Linked DNA regions of Homo sapiens: regions 1, 2, 3 and 5 are each linked to region 4. A link is a contact called in ENCODE Hi-C or POLR2A ChIA-PET data. All regions are on one chromosome and are shown on one strand. Each heading gives the region's core, a stretch centred on a gene start or an enhancer-like site at or near the end of the contact. The rest is flanking DNA. Distances are from core to core; before and after follow the strand shown.

Region 1 (2,700 bases), core at 182-2,681, 830 kb after region 4:
ATGCCTTTTGAATGCTCTGCTGGATGGGTGGTTGGCTGAGCCGTGGGGCATCTGAGAACAAGTCAGTAGACCTTCTCCAAGAGTATGCAATAAGGACTGAGCAGGAAAAAAGTTGGAGACTGCCTGTCCCCTCACAAAGTTGATGGTCTAACATTCTTCTCAGGGTCAAGAAACTTGTCCAGGGAGACACTGCTGTTTATAATCACAGGCCTGCTTAGCCTAGAACCTGGGCTGGCCTCTTCATCAGTGGGGATGAGGGCTCCTTGCTCCCAGCTGCTCAGCTCCCAGCAGCATTGAGCTCCTGGGTGTGTGCCAAGCCTGTATGGGAGGTGATAGGGAGGATTTTAATTAATACTGAGTAATTACCAGGCGGTGTTTAAGCATCCCAAATGCCCTCAGGTTCCCAAACCTACAGCTACTCTCTTCCTGGCTAGGCCTGTAAGGAGAGGGGGACTCTGCTCTATGCCCAGTGGGCCTTTGGTTAGCACGTAGGCTGTAGACTGGACATCCCAGGAAGGTCTCCACCTTTTTCAATACCCTTCCAGTTTGGTAGGAGGAGGAGGGCAATTTGGGAAATAGTCTGGCCTCTACAGTTCACCTATACCATCTTCCCAGGGGCAAAGGATAACAATGCCTGTGGTCTGCTCAACTTCATCAAGCAGTGTTGACCTAGGGCCCAGTGTAGAATGTGGGGAGAGGAATGGGCAGACCTAGATCTGGGGACCCTGGTGAAAGTGCTCCAGGAGGAACAGGCACAGAGGTCTTTGCTGCTTTTGGCCTTATTTCCCTTTCTCACTGTACACATTTGGCTGAGTGAACTCTTTCAAATTTATTTTTCTGTCTGTGGCTCTCAAATTATGATCTCATTCAAACGCCTACTTCCTACAAGGCCTTACCCGTTTGACATCTCAGAGACCTGACAGACTCCTGAGTTATTCCACCATTCCACCTGGCAGCCAAGGTGGTCTTGACTCCACCAGGCCTTTGCTCTTGTTGTATGTTCAGATGGCTTTCCTCCAGATCTTCCCCTGGGCGGGTCCTGCTCAGGCCTCGGGGCTAGCTTGAATGTCACGCCGGAAAGTGAGCCCTCTCTTGCCCTTCATCACAGCAGAATCACACTGATGTGCTCGTATGCTTCTGCTTCTCGCTGTGTCTCTGGTGCTTAGTAAGTGCTGGCCAAAAAGAGGCTCTTGGCATCAGCTGAAAGAATAATTTAAAGGTCTTCAGGACCAGGCGAGAGGCACTAATCGGTCCCCTTCATGGGTAGACCGTTCATTACCTAATTCCCTGGATTCCCTCCGTGAGCTGGCATCAGGAACACTCCACTGTCTCGACCCCCCGACAGCCCGAGGGGGCGGGTCATCTAGTGGCGCAAGCGCACTGAGGGCCGGTGCTAAGCGGGGACGCGCACGCCCGCGGTGGCGTGCGTCACAACCAGGACGCCTGCCCCGCCCGTCCAGCTCGCCTGCCCGTCGGTCCCCGCGGCGGCGGCGGCTGCCCAGTGACAGCGGCGGCGGTGCCAGGTCGGCCGTGGTAGCGTAGGGTTGCGCGGCCCGGAAACGCAGAGCCGGCCAAAGAGCGGCGCGACGTGAGCCGGGGCCGTGCGCGAAGAGACCTCGCGGGCGCGGAGCGAAAGGCCGGCGTGAGTGAGCGCGGAGACAGTGGCCGCCGGCGGCCCAACCCGTCTATCCCTTCGGCCGCCGCCGGCATGAGCCACATCCAGATCCCGCCGGGGCTCACGGAGCTGCTGCAGGGCTACACGGTGGAGGTGCTGCGACAGCAGCCGCCTGACCTCGTCGAATTCGCAGTGGAGTACTTCACCCGCCTGCGCGAGGCCCGCGCCCCAGCCTCAGTCCTGCCCGCCGCCACCCCACGCCAGAGCCTGGGCCACCCCCCGCCAGAACCCGGCCCGGACCGTGTCGCCGACGCCAAAGGGGACAGCGAGTCGGAGGAGGACGAGGACTTGGAAGGTAGGCTGTGGGCGGGGCCCTGGGGAGTGGTGCAGGAGGTCTCCAGAGGTCTAGAGGGGTGGCAGGGAGCCAGGTGTCGCGCCGCAGCCAAGCCGACCGCAGGCTGGGATTGGGAGCTCTGTAGCCGCGTTTCTAGCGTTTCCCTGAGACACCGGCGTGAGCCCGCGTGCGCCACTTCCAAATTGAGCTCCGCGATCCTGCGAGCCCTAGAGCGCACCGAGTGATTTGTCAGATCCAGCCTTGAAGGAAACGTGCGCGCTGTCGGCCCTGCTAGAGGATCCCTCGCCTTTGCTTAAGACCCTTCACCAGTTTTGGCTTCGAAGACAACAGCGTTCTCATCCAGTGACTTGTGTTTAATTGATAGGACAGTAAGTTTGTTTGGAAATAATAATTTTTTTTGAAAAGTTACTGTGAAAACTTTTAAGCATAGACAAAAGAGGAAAGGTGAGATGAATCCCTATATGCCATCACCTACATTTAACAGTTGCGTTTGTCACAAAGTTTCATCCATACCTTTTTTCTTTCTTTGCCGAAGTGTATTAAAGCAAATCTCTCAGGTCATTTCACCTCTGCTTACTTGAGTTTGTATTTCTTCAAACATGGTCCCTGGGAATATTCCTATTTTTAAAAACTTGGCCAAAACGATTGAATCAAATTTGGTGAGAGTAAATAATTATCTTGCCGGCCGGGGCAGTGGGCCCCTATAGTCTATACCAGCTACTCTGGAGGC
Region 2 (2,700 bases), core at 24-2,523, 760 kb after region 4:
CCAGCTACTTAGGAGGCTAAGAAAGGAGGATCACTTGAGCCCAGAAAGTCGGGGCTGCAGTTAGCTGTGATCGCCGCCACTGCACTCCAGCCTGGTGACAGCAACTTTGTCCCGCCCACCAAAAAAAAAAAAAAAAAAAATTTCCTCCAGAGCCAAAGTCACATGTTCAGGGGACCTAACAACCAACCATCCTGGGCTTGCCCACCACGCACAGAACACGTAAGTTTTAGTGAGTCTGAAGACGTTTACTCCAGATATGATCACTAGCGCTGAATTCAGGTCATTTACTAACTACACCTCCGAAGAAAAACGACTTGGCACAAAACTAGAAATCAGCAATTTCGTTTCAAAATCCTACACTTTGTATCTGTCTTTTCTAATACGGTGACCACTAGCCACATGTGGTTATTTAAATTTAATTACACTTAAAAAGTAAGTAAAATTTAAAATTTAGTTTCTCAGGTGCACTAGCCTACAGGTCAAATGCTTAACGGCCACGTGTGGCTAGTAGCTACCATGCTGAACAGCAAAGGTAAAGAACATGTCGCTATGACAGAAAGTTCTATGGGACCAGGCAATGAACAGTACTAAGGAGAAGTCATCCAAGAACGCGGCTGCCCAACCAGCTTCTGGCGAGGCGGCGGCACAGCTCCGGGGCCGCACATCCCTAGGGGCGCCGCGGGCTCCGGGATATTCGCGCGGACGCGGAGCCCGCGAGCTGGGGATACCCTCCACAGGCGGGCGTTAAACCGCGCGGGCAGCGCTGCGAGAGCTCCCAAAGATGACTCGAGTGGTGAGCCCCGAGGCGGCGCGTTTCCCCGCCGCGCCAGACAGGGAGAGAGGGCCTAGATGTGCCGGCGCCGGTTGGTCAGAGGCGGTGGCCTCTGACCTTTCCGAGAGCTGAGAAGGCGGCGGGAGGAAAAAAGGCAGACACACGCTGGGCGCCCGGCCGCTGACGGCGGGTAATGCTCGGACAACGTGCCGGCGACGGGGAGCGCCCGGGCCTCCCGGGCGACGGCGAAGGCGGAGTCCCGGCCCGGCCAGGGAGGCGCGCGGAGAGGCCCCCCCAGCGGCCAGCCAAGGTAAACAAGGCCGTGACGTGCGCCGCGCACTTACCGGGAGCTGCGGCCTCGCGGCCGCTGAGCCCGAACAAGCCAGACCGGGTCAGGCCGGGCCAGAGGGACCGGATTGGGGCGAAGCGGCAGCGGAGGCGGCGGGCCGACGCCGGTCAAGCCCGCGCTGCTTCCTCCAGAAGAGTCGTCCCCACAGCTCCGGAAGTGCTTGGCGCCGTTGCGTCACTTCCGGATCGGGGTCGACCCACGGTCGCTCGGGTCGCGACAGGCTCCCGGCTAGAGGGCCTGTTTAGCGCCGCCTCCTTGAAACTTAGCGCTCTGACCCAGAGTCTGACCAGGGTACGGCAGGCGCCGACCGCGTCTGGAGCCACTATTCGCCTACCAGCGTCTCCCGTCGAGATGTTTTTAACCAGCGCGTTTCTCACCGGCTTCTCATTTCACTGTTTGTACTCCGGGATCGGGCACGGAGAAGACATCCTGGCGTCAGTGGAGCAGATAACCATTGTTTCTCGGCCGCTATCTGGTCAGAGGGGAGCTGGGCCGGGAAATTCTGCCTACACCCCGAGGCGGTCGCAGGGTGGCCCCAGAGCCGCAACCACACCAGGCTTTCGCTTCCCCTGCCGAGGCCTCGTTCGCCGCGCAGTTCTCCGACTTACGGTCACCGTGCAAGATTGCATCTTAACTGCCTTGCTTGCAGTTTCTTTTCACAGTATAGGAGTTGTCATCATGACTTCCAGTTACCTTCTGGGACCGGTTGTCAAATGATGTGGCTAGAGACGGAGGCTCACTCAGATTGTTGCTGCACCACAATGGAAATGCCAGTATGAAGCCGCTGATGTTAGGAAGGCTCCAGGTTGTGCAATTCCATAGACAACAAATCAAATCATTTCCAACCATACTGGAGTCGCGTATATACATATTCAAGACACCTGTGCAGGCCGGGCGCGGTGGCTCAAGCCTGTAATCCCAGCACTTTGGGAGGCCGAGGCGAGTGGATCACGAGGTCAGGAGATCGAGACCATCCTGGCTAACACGGTGAAACCCCGTCTGTACTAAAAGTACAAAAAAATTAGCCGGACGTGGTGGCGGGCGCCTGTAGTCCCAGCTACTCGGGAGGCTGAGGCAGGAGAATGGCGTGAACCCGGGAGGCGGAGCTTGCAGTGAGTCGAGATGGCGCCACTGCACTCCAGCCTGGGCGACAGAGCGAGACTCTGTCTCAAAATAAAATAAAATAAAATAAAAAATAAAACAAATAAAGACACCTGTGCTGGCTGGTCGCTGTGGCTCATGCCTGTAATCCCTGCACTTTGGGAAGCCGAGGTGGGAGGATCGCTTGAGCCCAAGAATTTGATGTAGTGAGACCCCCCTCCTTTCTACAAAAAAATTAAAAATTAGCTGGGCGAGGTGGCACACACCTGTGCATCCCAGCTACTCAGGGGGCTGAGGTGATATAGGATCGCTTGAGCCGAGGAGGTCGAGGCTGCAGAGTGCCAAGATCGCACCACTGCAGTCCAGCATCGGTGATAGAAGGAGACCCTGTCTCAAAACAACAATAACAAACCATACAATGTAGAAAGCCATTAAAAATCATGCCGCGTGGCCGGGCACCGTGGCTCACGCCTGTAAT
Region 3 (2,700 bases), core at 199-2,698, 960 kb after region 4:
GCAGTTTGGACTCAGTGAAAGGTATGGAGGTGGCAAGAAGTGATTTCATTCTGGGTAGATGATGCTGATGGAGACAGCAGACCTTCCTGGTGCACTGAATATAGATGGGAAAGAGAGTAGTCAAGGGGTACTTTGAGGTGTTTGACTTGAGCAATAAGAAGGGCTGAGATGCTATCACTCAATTTGGGGAAAGTGGGGTGAAGTAGGTTTGGCGGATGAGCCAGTGTTAGGGTAGCACAAGTTGCGTTTGAGATGCCAGCAACTGGAAGTCAGAGTGCAGATGTCTAGTTGACAGTGGGACTAGTGAATCTGCCACTCAGGAAGGGTCTGGACTGGACAAACACTTTTAGGAGTGATTGACATGTAGGTGGCATTTGAAGTCATGAGCCTGGATAAGATTTTGGAAGAGTGAGTGTAGACAAAGAGAAAACACACAGATGAGAAACTGGTGAGACTGGAGGAAACCAGGAGGACATGGAGCCCTGGAAACCACATGCTAAGGTGAGAGGAGCTGCTCACAGAAGTCTCTCCTATCCACTGTTATAAGGTCAGGGATATTTATTTATTTTCCTTTTTTGTTCACTGCTGTATTTCCAATACCGAGTGTAAGTGCTTAATAAATACTTGTTGAATTAAAAAGTGTATGAGTGAATTTACACCTTTGCAAATGCCCAGTACACAGGGCTGCAACATTGTTCTCCTTTACAGAAAGAGCAGAGATCAGGTAGGAGGCTCTGCCCATTCTCAGTGGCACTAACCCTCTCCTTTGCCTTTCACAGCTATGCTGACATTCACTCAGGTGAGAGCCCTTCTGTCCAACACAGGCCCAAGACAAATGAGCCTCAGACAAGCCCTGTGGTGTGGTGCTTGGTGGGAGCTGGGTTGGGCACTGGGTCATCCACCAGTCCCCAGAAAACTCTATGGCCACTTCTCTGTCCACCCTTCCATATCTAATAATCTGTCTGTCTGTATCTATAACCATTTCTTTGTCCACCGTCTACAGGCACTCTTTTGTCCCTCTTTCCGTCTATTCACATCCAGTCTTCTGTCCATCTGCTAGAGTGACCAACTTCCCAGTTTGTAGTGGACTGTCTCTGTGTTAGCATTGAAATTCCTGCATCCTGCGAAATCGCTCACTACTGAACAAACCAAGACTGTTGGTCAATCCATCTGTTTCCCAGGTATCCTGCTGTCCATCGGCCCGCAGCTAGTCTATCCACCCAACCGCCCGTCAGACCTCCGGCCCACCCTCCCAGACGGAGGACAATGCTCCGCCCTCTCTGGCCCCGCCCCCAGTCACCGCCTTTTCCGGAAGCTGCTGCAGCGAATCCTGGCACCCTAGCAACAGCGCCTTTCAGGCTGTCCAGTCCGCGTGCGCAGCTCCTAGGACGAGCCAATAGTGAGGGGCACCGGGAGCGAGGTGCAGGGGGCGGGGCTCGGCCTGGCCGCAGCCATTTTGGTGCGAGAGAAACAATAGGACGGAAACGCCGAGGAACCCGGCTGAGGCGGCAGGTAAAGCTCGCGTCCTATGGCCCTAGTGCCCGAGGAGCTTTGAGGGAGATTTTTTCAGGCTACTGGGAAACGGGATCTCTGATCATTGGAGTCTCCCAGGTTATTTGGGAAAGACTTCTTCCGTGGTCATTGTGGGGGAAATCTCCCGGGGTCCCTGTGGATTCGATTTCCCTGGGTCATTTGGGAGGAGGGTTTTTCTTCTGATCATTGGGGGAGGGATTTCCGTGGTTTTGGGGGTCCAGCATCCTCCCCGGTCATTGGAGGGGGTCTCCCGGGTTTGGGGGAGGGCAGGATCTTTCCTGGTCATTGAGATCTCCCCGGGTCTTGGGAAGCGCAAGATCTACGGTGTCATTGAGGGGTCTCCCCAGGTCATTGGCGGCCACGATCTCCCCAGATATTTGGCGGGTGGAGGGGTCTTCCCGGATCTTTGGATAGGGAGTCAGCTCAGCGCCTCAGGTACTGTTACCTGGGGTCGGCAGATGTGCAGCCATTTTGAGTGTTGAATGCCATTTGGGCCCGTCAGATGGTGTTCGATGAGGGAATCTACACACTTAACCTTATTATAGAAAAAATGCCTTTAAATGGATAAGAGGACACCTTTATAGTGATATTTCCACTCTTTACGTTTGATTACAGACCGCTTTTGTCTTTTGCATCCTAATGGCTTATTTCATTTTAGGATTGTATTCGTTCTCATATATCAACTAAGCTACACTAGCAGAAAAGTGAGTGAAAATAAAATGTAGAAACCAGTAAAATCCAGTGCTCTTAAATACCAGGGAAAACAGAACTAGTCACTGCTTGGAATTAAACATTTCCGTAGCAGAATGTACACAGAACAAAAAATCATCTTGAATAGTTTTAAGAAAAAGTACTGGCACTTTGGAACGTGGTAACAAAAATGTTGTAGATCATCGGTTCTATGATATTTTTAATAGAGGACCATGATTACAGTAATTTTGTTGAATTCTAGTGTTTAAAATGTTTGCTGTATTTGCAGTTGTAGCCAGGTAATATTTTAAGTGAACTAAGATGCTTATTTATATAGGTTGTTGCTGTGGGGTTTGTATAATTGCATCGTGTAACTTGGGTGTTAAGTATTTAAAGAGAAGCTTCAGGGTGTTGTTTTAACTTTAGCCACTATCAGAGTTAGAAAGGGCCAAATGAATACTTTATCACATTTGACAT
Region 4 (2,700 bases), core at 173-2,672:
CTCTTCCCCAGGGCCCGTGCCTCCAGCCTTGCGCAGCACAGCTTTCATGGTGCCTGAAGGAGACTCTCTGCTCAGCAGTCTGTGGACATGGGGTAGCACAGGTCAGGATTATCTTGCAATAACCCCTTCCTGCTCCCTACTGGGCACACCTCTTAGGAGAGATTCTTGAGGCTCTGGCCCCACACCAGCTTCTGGAGCACCTCTAGCCCCACCTTGCCTTTCCTCCCTGAGGCAGAGACTCTACTCTCTGCAACTCCCCAGGCCACCATGGGCTCTAGTCCAGGCTGAGTTTGGAGCAAGCTTCCAGTGCTTATCAGGCCATGTCACCAGAAACTGAATGAGCTCCCAAGGGGGCAAGAACCTGGCTGCTGGCCTCCCTTCTAGGCACATGGTGAGCATTCATAAAAGGCTTGCATTGCGGACGGCTGTGGCCTTGCCCACAAGCTTCCTCCCTCAAACTTACTCCCCCCGGGTCTCCACACTGTTGCCTGCAGGTCCTGCAAACACCACTGAGTCCCCGTCATGGAACACCAGGTATTGGCGGCAGAATCGAATGTTCTCCATGCGTTCCAGGTCCCTCTGGGTCCACTCTGTGAGGGGAGGCATGAGACTGCTCACCTTGTCTTGGCTACTCCTGGCTACTGCCCCCAGCCCCACCTGACCCAGGAAGGCCTAGATCTATCTTCCCCAATCTCTCAATCTGTCTCCAGACACTGACACCCTGGCTGCAGGCTGGACAACACTTGGCCACAACCCTAGTCCAGGCCTCCAGAGCCTGAGCTGACAGCCTCTTTGAGAGAACCCCCTAGTAACCCCAGCATCCACCCTGGAATCTTGAGGGCAGCCTGGCATGTGTATGGGATGGCGTGTTGGTGGAGAGCCCTACAAGGTCCACGCCCTGAGCCCAGGTTTGACTTCTACCCCTACGCCGTCATCTCGTGCACTCATGGCCGCCATTCGATAACGCCCCGCACGCCCCCTCCCCCCCTCCACACACCTGTGTGCAGGGACCTGTGGGAGTGTAACCTCCAAGTCCAGGCCGGCTCCCTATATACCCTTACGCACTGTCAAGCAGCGAGCCCTCCACACCCCCTTCCTTCCCACCCCAGTGCGCGACCCCGTCGCCAGCCAGTTCCCCTTCGCACACACACCAGTGTGCACCGTCCGGTATTGGCCGCCGTACTGCGTGGTGACCTCCGGGCCCAGGCAGGCGGCGCTCAGCGCGGGCTGGCGGCTAAGGCCCCGATACAGAGCCGCCGCCTCCTCGGGCTCGCTCAGCAGCACCTGCGCAGGGGACACACCAGGGTCAGGCCCGGCCCGGGCTGCAGGGACCACGGGGACCGCGGGCCGAGCCCTCACCTGACGTTCCATAGTCTCCTCTCTGCCGCCGGGGCGAGGCGGGGCGTGCTCGCGCCCGGAAGTGAGGCTTCCGGGGGCGGAGCCTGGGACGGCCCGGGCTGTCTCCGCCCCTGCCCTGCGGCAATCTGTGAGGGGCGGGGCCTTCGGCTAATGGGTGAGGACCGTTGGCAGGGGGCGGGCCTTGACGGTGAGAGGACCCGGCCTGGGAGCGAGAAGTCCTGGGTGGGTGAGAGCAGGGGTCTCGCCAGGGGCGGACTAGCCAAGTGGGGGGCGGGGCCGTGGGCTGAGTCCTGGGCCTCTTACCGAGGGGCGAGGCGTTGGATCTCGGAGGAGAGGGGGCGGCCCTGTGGAAGCGGAACCCGGGAGCCCGGCTTCGGGGAGGGTAGAAGGGCCTACGAGAGAAGGGGTTGAGGGGGTGCTGCAAGGCGGAAGCAGCGCGGTCGGACGGGCATGGCCCAAGCACGCGAAGGGCGGGGCCCGAGGGGAATGGGACCAATGAGTCTTTGAGGATGAAGGGCAAGGCGGGCGGGTCCGGATTGGAGCCCTGCGAGGAATGTGGAGCCGGGAGCCTGTGAGCGTGAGCGTGAGCGTGAGCGTGAGCGTGAGCGTGAGGGTGAGGGTTGGGCGGGGCGGAGCCGGCCGCAGCGTGGATCTCCCGCGGCTCTGGGGCTGACTGTAGGGTTCCTTCGGGTCCACCACGAGGCCGACATTCACTACACAGTGCCAGGCCCTGCCCTGGAGGGAGTTCCACGCAGACGAAGAAGAGAAGGGCCAGGGTCCGGGCGGAGGGCGCGAAGCAAAGCCCTGGGGTGCGGGGCAGAGGGGCGGGTGCCAACTCTTAGGGTGCTGCCCGGACTTATCAGTCGCCAGGCCTGCCGCAAGAGCTATCTATCCCCGCAGCCTTTACCCAGCCTTCTCAGTGGCACCTTGTTGGGGACCGTGAGCTGGTGGGTCCCTGCCTTCCTCCCCAGGCCTCACCCTGAGCTCTTGGGTGTGAAAGGCCTGGTGGGCTCAGACTCCACCCAGGACCAGGGAGCTTCCTGTGGAAAAAACCTAGGCAGGCAGGTTCCCTGTGCACGTGGTACAGGATTGGCTGGGCTAAGGTGCCAACAGAGATCAGGAGAGGCTGGACAGTAAGGATGTTCCCTCCATATACCTGAGTCTGGCTGGTCTTCCACATTCAGGGCCCTGGCTCCCTGCTCCATGGCGTGCTTGTGATTGAGAGTCCACTTGTCTGGCCTGTAGCTTCCCCTTTCCCATCAGCCGCATCATTACTTACTCAAGATAACTAGTTAAGTAAAAAAAAAAAAAAAAAAAAAAAAAAAAGTCCCGGCCGGCCGG
Region 5 (2,700 bases), core at 201-2,700, 650 kb before region 4:
AACTCCCAGTTAAAGAGGGGAGATTTCAGGGACAGGCTTCTGAGTGTAGGGAGCTGGTCTGCCAGTCTTTCGGAGGTTTGAACTTGTCAAGGCTAGGGCAGGATCACCATATCCAGCCTGGACTTGCAGTTCTGTGGGGTGCCTCCCCATACCCCCATAAGATGCCAAACATGAGGCCCTGTCATCCTCCATGGTCCCCCTCTACTGGCTGTTCAAGGCCCAGGGCTCTCCCATGCCAGATAGCATCCTGTCTCCTACCACCACTGTCCCAGCCTGAGGGAACTCCCTGTGCTGGGCCTACCCAGCTGACCCCATCGCTGGAAACAATGGGGGTCAGGCAACACTTCCCCACTCTCTCCCGCCGGGCTGTGCTCACTTCCTTCCTGCTGGCTGCCTGAGGAAGTGTCCCTGCCCTGGGACAGTCTGGCCTAGCCTTTGTTTCCCCGGGGGTCCCCACCCATGGAGCTTTCAAGGCTTCTGGCCCCTGTGAAGCCAGCACAGTGGTACAGGGACACTGCACCTTCCCCTACCATGTCTTGGACTCCTTGGTCCTCAGGGCCAGACTCCTGGGTATTCACCTACCCCTCACACAGCCTTCTGTTGGGGGAGAGGCTCCTGGGCATTGGGCCATTGGGTTGTTGAGGGGTTGGCTCTGGGTGATTTGAGGGTAGGTAGATTTGCACCCCTGGAGAGGTCTGCTGGAACCTTGCTGCAGTCCTCCCTAGGGCCAGCCACAGGAACACCCCTCCCAGAGGAGTATACCCCTTTCCTCATCCATGTTGTAAGGAGCCCCCTACTCTGTATAGTGGACTCTGAAATCCATCCAGGAATGAACTCCAGCAGGAAAGCACTCTGCAGAACCCTCCCAGTCCATCCCCTCCTCCCCAACCCACACAGTCACACTCACTAACACATTGTCCTGTCACACAGGATGCGGAAGCTCTCAGTGGAAAAAAACGGACTCAGCTACTGGAAGTCCCCCCGACCCTCCCCCCAAGGCTAGTTCCCTTCTTGGGCACCTGCTCTGGGGGACCATCAGCTGAACGACCCCCAAGTATTTTGACTCCCAAAAGCACCACCACCTGACCCCATCCTCTCACACCCTACTGGATTTGAGGATGGGCCCCAATCCTAGGGAAGGAGTGAAGAGGTTCCCTAGTGTTGGAAGCTGTGGGTGTGGGGGAGATTGGCACCTGATCCTGAGCCCATAGCCTTCCTGTCACCTGGCGCAGCTGGCGGGGCCAGATCCTACTCGGGAAGGGTGGGGAGGGCAGCCAGCCAGCAGGGCATTCTGGAGGGAAACAGGGTCAAGGCGATCTCCTCCCCCACGCCTGTTCCTGGCCCTTTCCTCTCAGGGGGCAGCAGGAAGTGAGGAGAAAGGGCTGGGATGGGAGGCGGGAGCGGATGGGAGGGAATGGGGTTTATCAAGTCCTCGGCGAGCTGCCCAACGGGCAGCAGCTGGCGCAAGTAGCCTAGCTGGAGAGGCTCACCCCAGGAAGGAGGGAGGCCACCGACCTACTGGGCCGACGGACTCCCACACAGGTGAGCCCAGAGCAGACGGCTGGTCTGCACCCCCACAGATGCGCTCGCAGTTGCACTCCCTCCCTCTCCTGGCGCCCGGGAGGGTTAGGGGCTGGTGGTGCAGACGCGGGCCCTTTTGGGAGTTGAGTCTCGCACAAGGGAGCGGACCTAGGAAGAGCCGAGGTGGTTTCGCACGGGGCTCGCCAGGGTCTAAGCCTGCCCCCCACCGGGAGAGGCCTGTGGAGCGTAGGGGGCGCTGGATACGGGATGGAGGCCCTGGGAGACCCCTCTTGCTGGCTTTCTCGGAGGTCCAGCCAGAAACTGCTGCAAGGAATGGAGGCCTCCTCGGGGTTGAGAGGGAGCCGGGCTCCCAAAGGACCTCAGAGACTGGGCAGAAAAGGACGGGATCTCAGGGATGACTGTCCCGCCCTGATGCGAGTCAGGGAGAGGGGCGGCCAACCTCCTAGACCCCTCTGAGCTTCCCTGACCCCAACCCTGCGGCCACGCCGCGACCCAGAGCCGGGCTGCCAGGATAACGACTGCCTCGGCCCTTCCTGGGCCGGCTAAGAAGCGGTGCTTGGCCCCTTCCCTCAGTCTGGCAGGGGGCGGGGCCTCCCTTTAGACGGCGGACCAGAGAAGGGGGCCCCTGATTCGTGGGAGGCGGGGCACTACTCTCCAGGAGACCAGAGGTCGCCTCAGGTCAAAGTCCCTTTTTCCACACAAAGGGGACCCACGGCTGGCGTCTACGTTAGGGGGTGCAGAGCCAGATCTGGTGCTGCCCCCTGCCAACCTCGGAGTACCACAGCACCTCCTGATGGCCGAACGGGGCAACGCCTCCTCCTATTCCCCCCCCCCCCCTTCCCGTCCCCCTGCCTTGTCCCTCACACTGTCTCTTTAAAGGGCTGGCGGCGCCGCGGAGCTGGGAGGACTGAACCACCGGCCTCGGGCTGCAGGGGAAACATTTCAGGCTGACTGGCGCTCGTGGCTGAGACTCCCATAGAAAGCCCGGCTCAGAGGGGCATTAGGGTCCTAAATGGGCGGCCACGTCCCTCTGCAGAGGACCTGGGGCTCTTCGAGCCCGAAACGAGGCACCGGCACCGAGAAAGGTGGACCACACCTTCCCGCCCCGTCCGCAAGTCCAATCCCGGGCCCACCTCCGCACTGGAGTCTTAAAGGGCC

The links. Hi-C counts contacts between places; a loop is a spot of excess contacts on that map. ChIA-PET counts read pairs that join two places held with the same protein, here RNA polymerase II (POLR2A). Pooled maps may share reads with other maps.
Region 1: a loop to region 4 is called in a pooled map, with 11 times the contacts of the local background. The contact joins the promoter of PRKAR2A here to the promoter of APEH in region 4. A Hi-C loop is called at or near these places in 6 of 50 pooled maps.
Region 2: a pooled map shows a loop between it and region 4 (8-fold over the local background). The contact joins the promoter of ARIH2 here to the promoter of APEH in region 4. A Hi-C loop is called at or near these places in 3 of 37 single-sample maps with no recorded cell type and 7 of 50 pooled maps.
Region 3: a map of CD8-positive, alpha-beta T cell shows a loop between it and region 4 (6-fold over the local background). The contact joins the promoter of IP6K2 here to the promoter of APEH in region 4. A Hi-C loop is called at or near these places in 1 of 168 maps with a recorded cell type or tissue (CD8-positive, alpha-beta T cell), 1 of 37 single-sample maps with no recorded cell type and 7 of 50 pooled maps. POLR2A ChIA-PET finds 5 or more read pairs at or near these places in 1 of 52 experiments (activated naive CD4-positive, alpha-beta T cell).
Region 5: a map of naive thymus-derived CD4-positive, alpha-beta T cell shows a loop between it and region 4 (40-fold over the local background). The contact joins the promoter of HYAL2 here to the promoter of APEH in region 4. A Hi-C loop is called at or near these places in 1 of 168 maps with a recorded cell type or tissue (naive thymus-derived CD4-positive, alpha-beta T cell), 1 of 37 single-sample maps with no recorded cell type and 7 of 50 pooled maps.

The regions. Positions count from the first base shown.
Region 1 is chr3:48,846,605-48,849,304 of GRCh38, reverse strand. It overlaps PRKAR2A (protein kinase cAMP-dependent type II regulatory subunit alpha), which reads left to right and starts at 1,431. Exons shown (of 11, transcript NM_004157.4): 1 at 1,431-1,970. The coding sequence starts at 1,709. It overlaps PRKAR2A-AS1 (PRKAR2A antisense RNA 1), which reads right to left and starts at 1,368. Exons shown (of 3, transcript NR_109997.1): 1 at 1,280-1,368; 2 at 897-1,200; 3 at 1-318. RefSeq lists a silencer at 1,289-1,618.
Region 2 is chr3:48,917,415-48,920,114 of GRCh38, reverse strand. It overlaps ARIH2 (ariadne RBR E3 ubiquitin protein ligase 2), which reads right to left and starts at 1,273. Exons shown (of 16, transcript NM_006321.4): 1 at 1,117-1,273. It overlaps ARIH2OS (ARIH2 opposite strand lncRNA), which reads left to right and starts at 730. Exons shown (of 1, transcript NR_161301.1): 1 at 730-2,327. RefSeq lists enhancers at 143-893, 894-1,645, 1,371-1,840, 1,646-2,396 and silencers at 951-1,030, 1,101-1,200.
Region 3 is chr3:48,715,969-48,718,668 of GRCh38, reverse strand. It overlaps IP6K2 (inositol hexakisphosphate kinase 2), which reads left to right and starts at 1,448. Exons shown (of 6, transcript NM_016291.4): 1 at 1,448-1,512.
Region 4 is chr3:49,673,073-49,675,772 of GRCh38, reverse strand. APEH (acylaminoacyl-peptide hydrolase) reads right to left here and starts at 1,422. Exons shown (of 22, transcript NM_001640.4): 1 at 1,360-1,422; 2 at 1,152-1,284; 3 at 464-590; 4 at 1-79. The coding sequence starts at 1,371. It also overlaps a transcript of BSN not described here. RefSeq lists a silencer at 1,128-1,737.
Region 5 is chr3:50,321,495-50,324,194 of GRCh38, reverse strand. It overlaps HYAL2 (hyaluronidase 2), which reads left to right and starts at 1,450. Exons shown (of 4, transcript NM_003773.5): 1 at 1,450-1,542. RefSeq lists enhancers at 1-257, 1,040-1,713, 2,347-2,686.